Linked DNA regions of Homo sapiens: region 2 is linked to region 1. A link is an interaction called in ENCODE POLR2A ChIA-PET data of the cell type or tissue named here. Cell type or tissue: PC-3. All regions are shown on one strand. Each heading gives the region's core, and the rest is flanking DNA. Links, peaks and the distances in the headings are about the cores only.

Evidence for each region. Peaks named below come from ENCODE experiments on the same cell type or tissue, not always from the same donor. Only the 100,000 strongest peaks of a DNase experiment are listed, where the experiment ranks them.
Region 2: POLR2A ChIA-PET joins it to region 1 with 8 read pairs; 2 of 35 experiments call an interaction of 5 or more read pairs at or near these places.

What each region holds. Positions count from the first base shown.
Region 1 is chr1:199,877,497-199,880,323 of GRCh38, reverse strand. It overlaps the pseudogene LOC107985114. Among named protein-coding and RNA genes, the nearest start is that of NR5A2, 150 kb to the left of the region's middle. In PC-3, for the core only: no CTCF peak of the experiment used is centred there; no DNase peak of the experiment used is centred there; H3K27me3 peaks cover 504 bases.
Region 2 is chr1:200,081,011-200,083,837 of GRCh38, reverse strand. All of the region lies in intron 5 of NR5A2 (nuclear receptor subfamily 5 group A member 2), which reads right to left. Among named protein-coding and RNA genes, the nearest start is that of NR5A2, 55 kb to the right of the region's middle. RefSeq lists enhancers at 1,668-2,353, 2,354-2,827. In PC-3, for the core only: no CTCF peak of the experiment used is centred there; a DNase peak (open chromatin) is centred at 1,307.

The sequences.
Region 1 (2,827 bases), core at 139-2,638:
TTGATTCTGTGGAAAATGGGTTTTGGAAGAGCAAGTGACAGAATAGTTTAAGAAACTGAATCCAGGCTGGGCACGTTGGCCCACACCTGTAATCCCAGTGCTTTGGGAGGCCGAGGCAGGTGGATCACCTGAGGTCAGGAACTGGAGACCAGCCTGGCCAACATGGTGAAACCCCATTTCTACTAAAAATACAAAAATTAGCTGGGCATGGTGGTGCATGCCTGTAATCTCAGCTGCTCAGGAGACTGAGGCAGGAGAATTGCTTGAACCTGGGAGGCAGAGGTTGCAGTGAGCCAAGGTCACACCACTGGACTCCAACCTGGGGGACAGAGTGATACTCTGTTTCAAAAAAAAGAAAAAAAAAAAAAAAGAAAATTAGTCTGGTGTTAACGTGCAGTACAATACAGTGGTGAACGGTCTGGGTGCTGAATGAATTAGGCACACTGCCTTGGCTATTTATTTGCTGTGTAAACTTGGCGAGTAATTTATTCATTCTGGTCCTTATTTCTCTCATTTAAAAAATTGATTTTTTTGATTTTTAAAATGATTTATTTTAATTTTTAAATGGACAAATTGTACATTTTCATGGGCTACATAGTGATGTTTCAATAAATATAGTGTATAGTGATCAGATCAGGATAATTGGCATATCCATCATCTCAAACATTTACCATTTCTTTGTACTGGGGACATTTGATATCCTCTTTCTAGGTATTTGAAACTATATAATATATTATTGTTAACTGTAGTCATCCTACAGTGGAATAGAACACTAGAACTTATTCCTCCTATCTAGCTGTAATTTTGCATCCTTTAACAAATCCTTACTTATCCCTCCCTATTCATCCTTTTTCCATCCGTTTGCCAGCCTGTGGTAACCTCAGTCCTACTTATTACTTCTATGAGATCAACTTTTTTAGCTTCTACATGTGAGTGAGAACATGTGATGTGTGACTTTCTGTTTCTGGCTCATTTCACATGGCAGGATTTCCTCCAGTTCCATCTATGTTGCCACGAATGACAGGATTTCATTCTTTTTTATGGCTGAATAGTATTCCATTGTGCATATATCCCACATTTACTTTATTTGTTCATCTGTTGTTGGACACCTAGGTTGATTCAATAATTTGGCTATTGTGAATATGGCTGAAATAAACATGGGAGCGCAGACTTCTCTTTGATATAATGATTTCCTTTCCTTTCGATAAATGCCCAACTGGGGGATTGCTGGATCATACAGTAATTCTGTTTGTAGTTTTTTGAGGAAGCTCCATACCGTTCTCCACAGTGGGTGTGCTCATTTACATTTTCACCAACAGTGTGTGACAGTTCCCTTTTCTCTACTTCCTCACCATCATTTGTCATTTTTTGTCTTTTTGACAATAGCCGTCCTAACTGGGGTGAGAAAAAAAATTTTATTTTTAATTGTGATTAAAAAACACTGCTCCTTTATTTTTGAAATGGAGGTATTAAATAATAACACCACCTATCTCTAGAGCTATTGTGAGGAGTGAATGAGGTGAATTATGTAAAACACTTGTTACTTACAGAAATGCCTGGTGCATAGTAATCCTTCAAGGTACACATAGCAAAAAATTTTATCTGAAAGGGAAGAGATTAAAGAGAACAAGACAGGGAAGATGATTATAAATTGGTTGAGTTGGTCAACTAGTGCTTTCCTTATAAATAGCTCCATGGTTACTTTTGTCATATTGTATTATTTATATGTCTGATTTGAACTCATTGAAGGCAAGAAGTAACTCCAATTATAGACTGGTGTAGGATATATAACTAGTAGACGGGTTCAGGACATGTTATGTACATACACTAAATGCTTGTTTAATCCATATTGAGATATGGACTCAGGTGATCAGAGTCCACAGAAAGGGATGAATAAAATAGACCTGATGGGGGAAGAATTAATTATCCTTAAACAATCGAAGCTGAGAGGGGAGAGGCAAAAAGAACAGCAGAGATGGTTCCAGGGTTTTGACTTGAGTAACATAAAATGATTACATTTTTACAGAAGAAGGGAAGTCAGCAAATAATGAGTTTTGGAGATAAAATAGTGAGTTTGATTTTATTGCAGTTACTTCAAAGTGAGTCAGTCATTAATTTATTTATTCAACAAATATGATTGAGTTTTTACCATGTGTGATCAGGTACTTTGTCCACATTATCTTTATAACATAAGATAGTGTGTGCAGGTCAGGAGTAGTAGCTCACACCTGTAATCCCAGCACTTTGGGAGGTGGAGGCAGGAGGATCACCTGAGGTCACGAGTTCAAGACCAGCCTGGCCAACATGATGAAACCCCGTCTCTATTAAAAATACAAAAAAATTAGCCGGGCATGGTGGCATGCACCGGTAATCCCAGCTACTTGGAAGGCTAAGGCAGGACGCTCACTTGAACCTGAGAGGCGAAGGTTGCAGTGAGCCAAGATTGTGCCATTGCACTCTAGCCTGGGTGATAGAGCAAGACTCCATCTCGAAAAGAAAAAATAGTGTATGCCTTTCCTGTTATGCATTTGTCAGTTTCTTCCTCCTTTTTGCTTTCTTTCAGTTTCCTTTTGTTTTAATTGTCAGAAAAATGGGTTTCTTTTTTCCTTTTTTTTTAAGTTTCAGATATTTATTAATCAGTGTGATCTCCAACACATCAACATGATTTCATGCATTTAGAGGAGAAATATTTCCTACATAAGTGGAAAATTTTGTGAGTGGCTTCTGGAAAACCTTCATTCTAAGCAGCTTTATGGTGAAACATTTTATTTAGAAATCTGGACCTCTGGCCAGGCACAGTGGCTCATGCCTTAATCCTAGCACTTTG
Region 2 (2,827 bases), core at 42-2,541, 200 kb before region 1:
ATGAGCCACCATGCCCGGCTAATGTTGTATTTTAGTAGAGACGGGGTTTCTCCATGTTTGTCATGCTGGTCTTGAACTCCCGGCCTCAGGTGATCCACCTGCCTCAGCCTCCCAAAGTGTTGGAGTTACAGGCATGAGCCACTGTGCCCAGCAATACTGTACATTGCTATACAATATTGCTGTACAATACTGTACAATACTGTATATATATATACTTCAACTGTGTAAATGTAAAGCAATCTGGAGAGTTCATATTGCTTAGTAGGTCTTTACGATACACACATGGCGAAGCCTTTCATTATCTAATGACAATGAGGAGGCTGTACAGGAATCCATAAAATGCATAAAAATTCTTATCTCACCATTTGAAATGGTTTTTAAAATGTACACATATATGTAATGTATGGATTACTTATTACTTGTGTGATAAGAACTTTAGAGGCAACATCAAATGAGCATTGTATTGAAAATTACTTGGACAGCAAATGATGACATTTGTTACTTAAGAAAAGCCAGTTGGAGTTAACTTTTTAGGATGAAATGAATTGATTTGAATTTCAGAAATAAATAAGCTGAGTATTATAAATTTTTCTTTAAATTATTTTTCTTCTTCTGTGACTACCACATTTGTAGGTAAACCCAGAAAAATAAAATTGCTTATACAATAATGACAGTGAAGTCTCAAAACTACTTTACATTGTTGATAGTTTGATATCTGTAACCCATTGTCTTGCTTAACCTTACTATTAGAAATATGAGTTCTGAAAAACTTCCATAGAAAAACTGTGACATTTTTATCTTTAAATAAAGATAAGTGTTATGATTTTTAAAAATCAGAATTTCAGTCCAAAATCTTCTAGACTGAAAAACTCAGAGACATATAGCCTTAGTTTCTTAGGGTATATGTTGGAAGGGTCATCTTAGTTCCAGAAAAAAAATTAAATGCTTTTCAGGTAGGTTGCATGCCTTTTTAGGTTAAAAACACTAATAAATATGTAAGACCTTTGTAGATGCACAGCAGGTGTTTTGAGGGCTTTACACTGAAAAGCTGACAACTAATTATAAAAGCCTGACTGGACTAATCAATTATTCAGATCAACATTAGATGCCTATTATATACAGAAACATGGGAATTATATCTCCCTTAATTAATATACTAAAATCATGAGTTTAAAACATTCTAATGTGAAATGTGAAGACATATAAGTCTTAATACTAAGACTCATTCCAAATAATAAGTATTTGTAATTTGTTGCCTCTCATTCAAGAATTAAATTCCTATTGACCCTACATTAGTCACACAAAAGACATTTTTTTCGGTTTGACTCATATGTTTGTAATTTGTTTTATATTCTTAAAATGAAAAACGTGAACCAAATAATTGATACAAAGTACTCTGTACAAAGACACCAATGGCCAGATGATGCAAAACACCTAATGTGATGTTCTTCTCATAACAGCAGCAACAAAATATATTTTTTGTTCTTCAAGGAACTTTTAGAATTGTATACAAAAATATGATCATAATTTTTAGAATGTAAACCTATTCATCTTTTAAATAGTGCATCTGTTTTATCCAAGTCTGTTTTAAGCATCTTTCCCCTAATCAGGAGATTTTTTCTAGAGTAATGAAAACAAAAATTTCCTCTTACAAACAAGCTTTTGGGAAGCAGTTGCCTGTCAAATAGATACTGCTTCTTCCCTCCAATGAGAATGCTGTCTCTGGCATTTGGGGTTGGTGTGGAGGGGAGGACGGGGTTGTAGCAAGTTCTTAAATAGATTCAAACCATACGAAAACCAGAAATAGATGCAACCAGACACCTGCTGACAAACAGTGACAAATCCCACTGACACTGCGGTGACCCCCTGTTAGCTGAGATTTAATTAAGGGGCATAATTAAGTCAGTAGAACAGAACACTAATGAGTGGTGTTTTTTTTTTAATATGGGTAATTACACGTAAAAATACAAAGTGTCAGGGAGACCTAAATATATCATTAAAATGAACAGTATAGAATAACAAACAGAGTGCTAAGTATGCCTCTTCTATTGCTGTTAAAAAAAAAAAAAAGGTAGACTATGTTTCAGGTTGAATAATACTCAGGCAAGTTTATGTTGGCTTCATGCTGGGAACATTTGTTATTCTAATTTTGCAACAATAAGCGACTATGTGTATTGAGATCCTGTTTTCAATGCAGATTCCATTGCCTTTGAAGTCTTTCTGCATTTAGCATTTTGTCCAACTGCAAATGAGCAATTAAGAGGCTGTTTGCAAGTATTTGGCTTCCTATGGATCAGCTTATGGAGGTGTCCATCTGAGCTGGGAGACTTTGACAGATGTGGAAGACAGGCGGGCATTATTTACTAATTCGGAATGAGCTTTCATTTTAACCAGTTATGTGGTATGCTTTGATTTGATCTCTGCTTTAGGCATTGATATAACCCACAGGACTGTGGTCTACTGACTGGGAAATACCACAGAGGAAGGGAAATAGGACTGAAATAAAGTTGGTAACTTTTCAAACATGAAAATGAGGCATTTAGGTCACAAGCTGAAATGACGAAAACAACTACATTTTATTCTGTGATTGAAAAGCATGCCTGTGTGGTTTGGGACCTGCCCTTCTGTTGGGAGTATTTTAGCTATGGTACCCTCAGCTGGTGGACTGAAGTCCTTGGCAGGCTTTTATCCATTTATCCAAGCAACAAGTGGAAAAACAGATTCTTTTGACGGCTAATGCTCCTCATTCAACTCAATGTAACTGGTGATTCTGAATCTTTCCTCTAAGAAAGTTATTAAATATCTTCTTGCAGGTACTAAACATGCC